2 separate regions of the Homo sapiens genome follow, and region 1 is linked to region 2. Evidence: read pairs that join two places in POLR2A ChIA-PET (ENCODE). Cell type or tissue: endothelial cell of umbilical vein. All regions are shown on one strand. Each heading gives the region's core, and the rest is flanking DNA. Links, peaks and the distances in the headings are about the cores only.

Region 1 (6,252 bases), core at 811-5,810, 970 kb after region 2:
AAGACTTAGCATGGTGTCAGTATTTATTAGACACTGTAAAAATATCTTGTTGAGGCCGGGCGTGGTGGCTTACGCCTGTAATCCCAGCACATTGGGAGGACGAGGCGGGTGGATCACGAGGTCAGGAGATCCTAGCTAACATGGTGAAACCCCATCTCTACTAAAAAATACAAAAAATTAGCAGGGCATGCTGGCGGGTGCCTGTAGTCCAAGCTACTGGGGAGGCTGAGGCAGAATGGCGTGAACCCGGGAGGCGGAGCTTATAGTGAGCTGAGATCACGCCACTGCACTCCAGCCTGGGCAACAGAGCAAGACTCTGTCTCAAAAAAAAAACAAAAAAAAAAAAACAAAAAAAAACTTGTTGAATAGAAACAGTATTCCTATATTAGTTTCTTATTAGTCTGAAAATATGGTTATTGCTCATACTTTAAATATTTCTTGGTAGGAATCATTACATCTTACAATAAGGATTTCTCATTATAAAGTGAAATATTGTAATACTAATAAGTTATTTTAGAAAATTGAAATATTTTACACTAATTTTAGTGGCCTATTCACAAGAAACTACTGAAAGCTTTCACATCTAAAACAAAGTGTGAAAACTGTGAATTCCATTAAGTGAAAGACATTTTCAAATATGGGGACATGTGTAATTTTATTCCTAGAAAATAATATTGGAATACTTCTGTTTCCTCTATAATTTCCCTAAGTCTCTACCTGACTCTGAGCACAAAACTTTTAGGGGATCATATACAATTTCCAAAACAAAAATACAGCTTCAAAATTGTAAGTCTAAAATGAAGATTATATGCTTAAGTAACTTCTCCAAATAAACCAGACTTGCTTGCTAAATCACGGTATATTTTATAATCAAAAGATGAAACACCATAAAAAGCAAACAGGTATTTGCTGTTAAGTCATTAATTTTACCACTGCAGAAATTATTTAAGAACATTATTAATAACGAGGATCTCACTCAGAAGTAATGTATTTTGGCCAGGCGTGGTGGTTCATGCCTGTAATCCCATTACTTTGGGAGGCCGAGGTGGGTTGATCACTTGAGGTCACAAATTCAAGACCAACCTGGCCAACGTGGTGAAACCCCATCTCTACTAAAAACACAAAAATCAGCCAGGCATGGTGGCACATGCCTGTAATTCCAGCTACTTGGGAGGCTGAAGCACAAGAATCCATTGAACCCAGGAGGCGGAGGCTGCAGTGAGGCGAGATCATACCACTGCACTCCAGCCTGGGAGACAGAGCGAGACTCTTGTCTCACAAAAAAAAAAAAAAAAAAAAAAAGGAGAAGTAATGTATTTCAATCATTAAGATAAAAAAATTCAAAGCAGACATGATATTAAAAAAACTGATTGTCAAATCTATACTTATTTCTAACATAAGCATTCAAAGAAAGAAAACTACATATCAACAGTATTTTGAAAAGATACACTATATATATGGTATATATATATTCTTACTGAATATATATATATTCAGAACATATATATATATATACTGAAAAAAAAAAATATATATATATACACTTACTGACAGTAGTGTTCAAAATACAGGCTCTAACCCAAAAAAGGATGAATTCTTCTTATTTTATTGTCTGAAGTGTATACTTTTTGTAATTCCTAATAGCTGTAGGCTCCCAAAAAATACTTTGTGCTTTATCATCTAAGCTAATATTAACATTATTCAGTGATTCTCAATCATTATAAATATTTTTATGAATTTTTGAGGAGAACTGTCTAGGTTCAGAAGTTTATATCCCAACAGAGGCTTTTAAACTTCATCTTACAATGCCAAGCAAAGAATAAAAATCTCAAACTGAAGAAATCAAATTTAACTCTCTCTCTCTTCTCTTGACATTTGTATCCATCCATATTCTTCCTCCATAAACCACTGAAAGCAAACTGCATAAAGGTAAGTCTTTACTCTGAACTTGGCTAGAAGTGATAAGAAAACTCATCAAGACAACAAATATAAAAACAAGTTAAAAAAACAAAAAAATACAAATCTAAGCCATTATTAGTCATAAGCAAGTCTATTTCTGCAATAAACCTTGTTACAGAATGACTTACTTCATATCCACAGTTGTTCTTTAAAGCCATCTACTAATGTTACTACATTCAGCCTATATTTAAAACAAAAACACCTATGTTAGGTCTTCATTTTTAAATTTAAGAGTCTACTTTTACAGATAAGGTGTCAATTTACTTTTGTTCTTAACAGTATTTATATTCCTAAAAAAGACACATTTTGGTTAGTAGTTATTTAGAGTGACATTACTTTAACACAATGCAGCAACAACAAAAAATATTTATATAAGAGTACACTTTTTTAACTCTGAAGGATATATTATTTACTGAAACTTTACACAATTCGATTCCTAGTAAAATTTTAAAATATTTTTCAGTCAAGAAAATATTTTCAATTAACATTAATTTGTGATATTTTACTACAAGAAAAAATATTTAAGAACTTTCTCCCAAATTCATATACTTTTCCAAATTTTGAAATATAGTAAATTTTTAATATTTTTTAAATATAAAAAATAACATTGAGCATTTAATTCTCATATATTCTAAGCACATTACATGTATATTAACACACTTAATCCTCATAGTATTCTTATAACATAAATACTGTTATAATCCCCATTTTACTGAAGGGCTAGGGAATTAAGTAAATTGTTCAAGGAGACAAAGTAGAGGAGCTAAGAATTGAACCCAGACGGTCTGCTCCAGAGTCCATACTTTTTACTATATTATTATACAGACTCCTGCCTGCCAAGCACTATCCTTAAGACTTGAAATTGACAGATCAAACAAACAAATCAGTTACTGTTTTCAAAGAGTTCACAACTATCAACACACACACACAATCAACAAACCTTCTAGTAATAAGAGATCTTCCAGTAATACAATCCAATTGCTAATAGAGCTCAAACCAGCATGATTAATTCTTAAAGTAACACTTCACAAATTTGGCCTGTGCCTCAGGTCTCAAAAGGTAGGAAAGGGAAAGAGAAAGGAAAAAAGTAAGGCTTAAGGTCAACTGGAACAAGACTATAAAGTTCTAGCGAGTGACATTCTAAGGAATTTAGATTCGACTGTGTAGCACACAGTAGATAGCCATTAAAGAATCTTTAAAATGACCAGCCAAGTGTTCTAGTAGGAAAATTAAACAAAACCAAAAAAAAAAAAAAAAACCTTTCAGTGCTAGTAAGAATAGGGTGGAACAGGGAAGAGATTGGAGACAATAACATTAGTAATTCAATTAGTCAACATTACACAATAAGCTCTCTGGAATAGATGAGGAAGACTGAAATAAGAGAGTTGTGAGGAGAAAAGAAAGAATAAAGTTATTTCCAAAGCTTAGACACTAAATTTTTAGGAGAAAGACAAGAGATAGGGAAGAATCAAGGCTGAATCTCAAGTTTCTGGATTAGAACACTAGGAAGAAGTGATGACATTAAGTGGATAAGGAAAAAGCAAGAGGAGTCAAGGGGAATCAGGATATGATTCATGATTTGAAACAATGTAATACAGCTGACACTACAAGTCTTCATTTTCATATAAAAAATCAGTGACTTTGTTATGAAATATAAAATGCCAATTTAGTTTCTTAAACTTGTTTCTTTCGGCCTTATTTATAACTATTTTCTTGCTAATAATACATCTAATACTAAGTACTGAATGATTTATGTTTAGAAAGTACAACCTAAAATAAAAAAATCAACCTCCCTAAAACCCAAAAGCACTGATTTATTTACTGTACATTATTAATGTATGAGGGTTAAGACTTTGATGCAGCTGTAGCCTCACTTTGATGTCAGGAATGGAGAGAAGTACCAGTTGCCTTCTATATCTAGTCTTAAAGAACACACATTTTTAATATCTTCGAAACCATGAAATGTCATTTCATATTTATTTTTTTGCTTTGCTCTGAGAAAATAAGTAGCTTTATTAATATCTGTATTAAATCTATCATTAAAATATCTTTTAAAATGAAAACTTCATTTACTAATACATACTTCGACAGTATCCATTTCAAACAAAATAACACATTCAATATGACAAAAATCAAAATTCTAAAAATTACATATTAATAACAAAAATGGTAATTTTTGTTTTTAATATACCTAATTCCATTGTTGCTCAATTAGATAATATACTTTTTTCATTCAAATTGATATTAAAGGAAAATAAAAAGTATTTTATTATCTTAAATATTAAATTTAGCATCATTTTCTGAAATAATAAACCTAGCATGCATAGGTAACAATATATAAATCACCTAACCTTCTTCAATTGGATAATCTCCACTTAAAGCAAATAATCATATTTAATAACTCCATAAATAAACAGGGTTTATTCTTAACACAGGATTAAGACCATTCACCTCTTTTAAAGGAAAACTTATAATTCAGTAGTATATAGCAAAGTTAGAAACTTAAACAGTAAAGGTAATAAAAGTGAGTCATTTTATAATCTACAACAGTAAAGGCATTCTGGTGAATTTTATGAGAAGTACAGTCTTTAGACATAAGACCTTATTGTGACAAAATTATGTAATATATAGAACCTCAGTAATTAAGGAATTTAATTAACAATTGTTGCTGAATTTGCAAATTAATATACTTCAGGTTGACCAAGAGATGGTGCTCAATCTCCATATATATAGGAATAAATATCCCAAAAGCATTACCAGTAAAATAAAATTATTTTCAGACTATGTGGCAATTTAAAGACTCAAACATCAAAAATCCAATGCATAAACATCACATTAACTGTTTATTCTGTGCAGAGGGAAATAATTTTGGATACCTTCAACGAGAATTTTAAGAATCATACTGACTGATCATCTATACAAGACTGCTAAAATTGTTTTTTAAATGTTTCTGAAACATTGCTTTCAAAATTAGCATTCAGTACTACAAAAAACATTAAGCAACTCAGAAATAAACTTCAAAAAAAGTTTATTCATAACAAATTAAGAAATAATTTTAAGTCATTTATTCCAACTTAACTCATGCTTTAGAATTCTTACTGAATAAGCATTTAACATTCTATTCCTTTGGTAGAAATACAGTTTTTACAACAAACAAAAAACCTAAAATATTCAGCAAAATCAGAATCCATATATCTTCAAAAATTTACAGTTTATGGCATTATATTCTCCATTTATAAAAATGGCATATGACCCAACTGACTGAATTCTAAATGTAAGCTACAGTCACCAAAAGCAATGCAATTACTTCTGAACAGAATGATGATAAAGCAATTACTCCTGAATTGCCACAAATACCCATGTAGGGCTTATATTATACAATTTTAATTTACTATTATATAACTAATTTGTTTTTCTTTTTAGGGAGCAAGAAACATAAAGTACCCTAGAAATTCTAGAAAGTACAGCTCCATATGATATACAATGCCCCAACAATAACTTTTTGTCTATTTAAGTTATAGTCTTCTTGCTACTTCTTACTACTATGTGAACAAGACACACAGAATTTGGCTTCCAAACATCTAAATAAAACAGAAAGCACTGAGAAAAATCGTTTTTGTATAAAATCTGTGCATAGAGAAAGTTATTTCTTTCTACTCCACCAGTCAAAGAAGATCAATAAATCAAGACAATCATAGATTTAAACTAAAATCTAAACAAAACTTCAGTAGGCTTTAAATTTTACTGAAAGCATCTAAAGCCCTAAGTTTTTCTTTATAAAAATTAAATTCCACTAACTTGCCTAATGATGCTAAGGAGAAATCAACAAAAATTCAGTCTGAGAGATGGGAAACAATGTTGTAACTGTAAAAAAATATAAATCTTTTTTTTAATAGCAAAGTTCTTGATCAACACAAAACACAGTTCATCCTTTGATATAGTAATATACTATCTTCCTCATACAGAATATTAAATAAAAGTATCAAAGTCTTATAATTCCTAATTCAATTTAATTTTTAAATCCATGTTTGTTTATTCACTATTCTTAACCATTAATCAAAAACCTAATTTAGTGTATACATATTTTCAAAATAAAACAAAAAATAAAAACCTAACATGTCAGCATTTAAAATATATTTATTCTTGCAGTTTTTAAAATGAGCCTTTTTTCCATATCCACATTAAAAGTATAGCACACTGATTTAAATAATATTATTTACTTTCAGTTTCATATATAGTGCCAGCATTTAATGTATTAGGAGAGTATAACACTTTTTCCTCTATTACCTAGCT
Region 2 (6,252 bases), core at 874-5,873:
CTAAAAGCTTCAAAGTGAGCATGGTGCCGAGTGTAGTGGCTCACACCTCACATCTGTAATCCTAGCACTTTGGGAGGCCAAAGTGGGAGGATTGCTTGAGCCCAGGAATTTGAGACCAGCCTGAGCAACATAGTGAGACCCCATCCCTACAGAAAATTAAAAATAATAATAATAATTACCCAGGTGTGGTGGTATGTCTATGGTCTTAGCTACTCAGGAGGCTGAGGTGGGAGGATCGCTTGAGCCCAGGAAGTGAAGGCTACAGTGAACTGTGATGGCACCACTGCACTCCAGCCTGAGTGACAGAGTGAGACCCTGTCAGAAAGAAAGAGAGAAAAGAAAAGGAAGGCAGAAAGAGAAAGCAAGAAAAAAAGAAAGAAAGAAAAAGAAAGAAAGAAAGAAAGAAAAGAAAGAGAGAGAGAGAAAGAAAGAAAGAAAGAAAGAAAGAAAGAAAGAAAGAAAGAAAAGAAAAGAAAAGAAGGAGGAGGAGGAAGGAGGGGAGAAAGGAAGGGAGGGGAGGAAGGGAGGAAGGAGGATGGCTCTGCCATTACCTTGATTTCGAACTTCCAGCCTCCAGAACTGTGAAAAAATAAATTTCTACTGTTTAAAGCCATCCACCTTGAAGTACTGTGTTATGGCAGCTCTAAGAAATTAACACGTTCCTCTTTTCTTCTCTTTCCTTCTCTCATTTCCACATTCAAAATTTTTTCGGTATGCAGCATATAAATATATAAAATAAATATAAATGTTTATATAATATATAAATTTCATGTTTTATAAAAACATATATAATAAGATTTCAATGAGAAGCTTTGAAATCAGGCACAGAGAAAACAATAAAGATAGGGAGACATGGTTATTTATAACTTGACTTTTGACAGAATTAATAGACGTATAAATCTTTATTTAAATTCACACAACTATCTCTATATTTTGTATAATTGATGGACCTCCCCAAACGGAAGCCAATGACAGTATCCAAGACAAAGGACTTGATAAATTCCTAAAGGACTCCACTTCTGTCCCCAAACTATTCTCAGTTTTTTTGTTTTTGTTGTTGTTGTTGTTGAGACAGAGTTTTGCTCTGTCACCCAGGCTGGAGTGAAATTGCATGATCTCGGCTCACTGCAACCTCCACCTCCCAAGTTCAAGCGATTCTCCTGCCTCAGCCTCCTAAGTTGCTGGACACATGCCACCACACACGGCTAATTTTTGTATTTTTAGTAGAGATGGGGTTTTGCCATGTTGGCCAGGCTGGTTTCAAACTCCTGACCTCAGTTGATCCACCTGCCTCAGCCTTCCAAAGTGCTGGGATTACAGGCATGAGCCCGCCCTCTCAGCCTCCCAGCTTATTCTTACTCTGTTCTTATCCTGTCAAATTGAAAGTCAAAGTCCTTCAGAATTGCCAACTTTTACAAATGGATGCTCCTTATATTCTGAATTTCAACTTCTTGACTTCTTAGACATGCTTTATAAACTCTAAGCTGCAAGTTGATTTCCAGCACTATTATTCAGTTTTCAACTTGCAATATCTTAACCCAGCCTCCCTGTTGATCACCCATCCCCCTTCAAATAGTAGAACACATATCAAACCAGCCCACAACTACAACATATGGTACAGCTATTCAAGAAACAAGCTGTATTCCCTCTTGCTATAGCAAACAGAATGCCAAATATCCTTCTTTACAGTGGCCAAACTGTTGAATATTCTCTGACAATAAAACAAATAAAAGTCTTAAGCATTGGACTCATCAGTTCATAAATTCAAAGAGGTCACTTGATCTCATTTCCATCAAAATTGGTAACATCTGGTAGTCTTACGCTAACATTTAAATGGACATTTTAAAATAACACTATTCAACAGATTTAGGTATGGTATGTGTATTTTGCAGCTAACACTTCCTGGCAGGGCTATCAAGATGCATTTTTACTTTCCACAGGTAGCATAAACATTTCTCTGGCTAATTCAAAACCAGCATGCTCTATGGTTACAATAGCTAGGCAATAGGAAGATATGGAGAACAGATTGGTCCTCTCTCCAAGTATTGTAGCTGCCCGTGACTGTGCTAAAAGGTAATACTTTCTGGATGATGAAAATACAAGTTGAGCTTTCATAATAGAGCAGTTGTGCTTCATTCCCATCTATCTGTTTCTAGTTCAGAAGAGTATCCCGAAGTTGACAATAATCCAGGCCTGCTTAAAGCATATGGAATTTGAGAGAGACTGTCCAGGGATATTGAAAGCACTTCCTTCTTCTGGATTCTCCCAGTTCTATCCCTGTATTAAGCCATATCTTCAACAAGTGGAATACTTACACTTTATTATCCAAGCACCCCTAGGGTTGCCTTCACTGAGTTATGGTTTAATATCATATCCTCAACCTTCAAAGAGGACTGATTCAAAAAGGGTCCATTTGAACAATCTTTCTATAAGACAAAGCTGGCATTGAAGATGCTGTCTACTTTATTATTAAAAGTCCCTTTTTCAAGAATCCACACAAAAAAATTTCTCTTTGAATTTATATCCTGATATAAGTTTTTCTCCGCTAACCATATAATTGCTTTCAGGTTAGACAATGAAGATTGTGTAACCAACGTATTTCCCATTTGCTGTACATGCCAAAAATGTCAAGTCAATCCAGTTCAGTGGCCAACTAAATAATTTGCTTATCTACCATACCCAGTGACATAATGTCTTTGTTCCTTTTGATATGTGTTTTATACAGCTGTTTATGTTTGCCTTATCACATGTTATGATTCCATTTCACTCATATTATGGGTCCATTTTAGGGACTTCAAACATTTTGAATATGGAATAGTAATTACTCCTAAAAACTAAAATGCTTCTATATGATTTTATTTTTTTCCTTAAGAAGGAGTTCAAAAAAACCCTTCAAGGGACACAAGTAATCGTCTTTCTTTGAAGTACAATGACAACGGAAGAACAAAAATTATAACACTACTGTATTATACTAGCAAAGTAACAATGATCAGACCTAGTATTCCACCTTTTTTAAAACATTTACTTTTTTGGTTTTTTTGATTCCCAGAAGTAAACAAAATTCAACATAAAAACTGAAGATAAATGCATGCTTTTGCTCTCTTCCACAGAGTATTAATAGCTTTTAGAATTGAAATTGTTTTATTAATTTGATTGGGCTGAAGGAAAAAATCTAAGACTCTTATGAATAATTCAGGTTTCTGTCAGATCCTGGAAAGCCTTATGGAAAGTACTGTTATACCTCAAAATGCCCTCACAGTAGACCAGACATTTAATTTCCAATAACATTGATTTATAGTTTTATAACGAAAAATAATAAATATAATGAATTACCACCATATTTCCTGATCTCAGTCACTATAAAATAACTGCTGTAGTTTTACATTTCCAGTGTGAAATATTAAATGCATAAATCAAAACAAAATTATTTTTCATCTAGAGAAAGAGAGAGACAGGTTCCCGAGACTGACAAATTCACTTTATTTTAAAATTAATGTTTTAAGAAAAAAAAATTCATTGAATCCCTATCAGCTTTAAAAAGAAAAAAAAAGAGCTTGCATTTTAGGATTTTGCCTGTAATGTCTACTAAACAGGTTCTGTGTGAAAAATTATTAAATAGGTCCCTACAACTCCAAACTTGTTGGGAGCCAAATTATAATTCCTGACATGAATCATTTTCCTTTCACACTTCCTTTCTCATGGCATTTCCTTTTTCCATAATTGTTTTACCTTAAGTTGCCACCCAGAGATAAGCTTCGCCCACAGTATATTTCTCTAATGCCACCAGACTGGCATTTTTGTAATTCAAATATTCTCTTACAGCTACAACTAAGTAATCATGTAATGAGAACATTATCAAAAAAGAACAATTCAAGAGAGATACAGATTTTCAAATAGGCAGAAACAGATGCATTTACTTTTTTATATTTTCACAACTTCATCTCCTAAATTTCATTGAGAACAAGAAACAGTATTTTGCATCCTTGATTAAAAAGAGTAAATCTAATTATAAGAATTCATTTTCACATTTAAATACCTCTCAGCTTTTGTGAGTGTTCAACATTCAACCACAAGAATCTTTCCGAAGGAGTGATGAAGGCTGAATACTAAAAAGTGTCAAACCCTTGAACAAATGGGTAACTCTGAGTTAATAGACCAAGAAAAAAAATTAAATCACCTAACAACCATGATATTGGAAACCTGGAAACCACCATGAGTTCAATATTGTCTCTAAGACTCAGTTACATGCTAAAAACAGATGAATTTAAAGTAGCTTTTTTTTAAGGGCTTACATGATTCCTAAAAGTATCATATGCATTTTTGTTGATTACAAATACATTAATTCATAAATTATTATGAATCATTAATTATAAAATCAAAGAAGCTTATAGGCAAATCTTTTAATAAAAAAATTCTGTTTGTCACGTGGCTAAATACAAACTAACTTCTATTAGAAAAGATTTAATGTGAATAAGACAAGGAATCAATACCTTGATTTTAATATTTACAATAACTCAGTATAGTTTTAAGGTGGTGTGTTTTCTGGAGGAGTTTCATAAAGAAAAGGAAGAATCTCTGGAGCCCTGAAATAACCGTCTGGTGAAGATCTGCACAGGCCTCTCTAAAAATAACAATGGACTGTAGACTTCATAAACATTTTTAGAAATTAAATAGCTGCTAACTTGTTCCATATGGAAGCAAATTCACAGAGTCCAACATGTTGTTCATTGAGATCATCATAACACATACACCAAAGAAAGAGGCAAAGTCATCCACAAAGTCATTCACGAGAAGCCAGAGGAAACAGATGATCTTGAAACCTCCTGAAAAAATAAAACACGAAAAGCAAAGAGCTCCGAAACCCACATAATACTCTTGCTCTAAGATTCCCTGGGGCTCCTTAGGTCAAGCAACGTTTGAAGATCCCTAAATAGTAATAATTACTTATTAAATAAGGGCAATAACAAAATTGCTAAAAATTTTGGACAATTGTTATAAAGGCCAAATTATAAATAAATTTAAATTTTTTATTTTGTCCAAAATGACAGTATTTCATAAATCTACTTCCATAATACACTTAAAACATGAAGAAGCATAAAGATTTTTAAATTTTAGAAATGCTGACTTATTGATTGTATGCTTACAGAGACATAGTCAGTTATTCAAAATGGCCCAGGTGTCCTTTTACTCAGAATTCTAAGTAGTCCCAAGTAATCTTCCCAACCTCTGTTTTTTTTATTTTTTGTTTTTGTATTCTCCTCATATAATAAAAGAGAACGAGAAGGCAGACAACTCACAGCACACTCTCCCATCTGCTAGTCTGTTTACAAACGTTTCAGTGTCAGCTCATTCACTCCGCGGGTTTATGCAGCCCAACTTTATGTTAGTAAATTGGGGAAATTGGTTTCCTCTGGTAAAAAACACTTCCACTTCAAAGTATTTTCCCTATATTCATACTTCTGATTTTCCCTTTTTGATCTTTACATCTGCTGTTGAATAGATTCAAAAGCCCCGAGATTCGTACCTCCCCTCTGACAATCCCAAACACATGGTTACTATTTGACATCCAGAACTTCACTTTTATTTTTTAATACTTATAATTTTGAATGAGACTGTCACAAGAAATGAACTTTGAAGAAAAGATAATATCAAATACATCTCTAAGACTAAATGTATTCAGGGTTTTATAATTCAAATCAAATTGATTTTTCTAAATAAAAGGGGTGGGGGTTAACTTTTGGGGGCTGTTGCCATAGAGAAAAGTAAAAGGAAAACCTATAGGAAAGAAGCTGAGCAAGTCTGGTGCAGCTGCTTGCATTCACACTGGTGAAACACAGCAGGGCTGTGGTATTATTACCTATGTAATCACTATTGCATGTTTGTTCTTGCATACCAGCAAAAGGATAGGAAATTTGAGAAGGGATAAGACATGTAAACCTTTGTTACAAAGATTTAAATTTCTCTGAATTAAAATCTGCTATGAGTTAATAGTTGGATGTTTCTCTCAGCAACTAAGAGTTTTACAATAACCTATTTCGTCTGATAGTATGGCTATCAAATGATTGGTCTTTGGCTGGGGAGTGCAGAATTGCGACGGTTTCTCAATGCTTATTTCTAAATTTCAGGACCATTTTATAAATAGTTGTTGAAATAGATGGCCATTTATAGTTTGTCATTTGAAGAAAATATTCTCTGTCTTAAAATTTTATTTCCCCATCAGCTGTTGGTGCTTGAAATTCAATCATTAAAGAT

Evidence for each region. Peaks named below come from ENCODE experiments on the same cell type or tissue, not always from the same donor. Only the 100,000 strongest peaks of a DNase experiment are listed, where the experiment ranks them.
Region 1: POLR2A ChIA-PET joins it to region 2 with 7 read pairs; 1 of 35 experiments calls an interaction of 5 or more read pairs at or near these places.

The regions. Positions count from the first base shown.
Region 1 is chr5:108,292,765-108,299,016 of GRCh38, forward strand. All of the region lies in intron 4 of FBXL17 (F-box and leucine rich repeat protein 17), which reads right to left. Among named protein-coding and RNA genes, the nearest start is that of FBXL17, 86 kb to the right of the region's middle. In endothelial cell of umbilical vein, for the core only: no CTCF peak of the experiment used is centred there; a DNase peak (open chromatin) is centred at 3,417; H3K27ac peaks cover 1,413 bases.
Region 2 is chr5:107,318,403-107,324,654 of GRCh38, forward strand. No RefSeq gene overlaps it. Among named protein-coding and RNA genes, the nearest start is that of LINC01950, 310 kb to the left of the region's middle. In endothelial cell of umbilical vein, for the core only: no CTCF peak of the experiment used is centred there; DNase peaks (open chromatin) are centred at 2,679, 3,709 and 4,759; H3K27ac peaks cover 1,864 bases.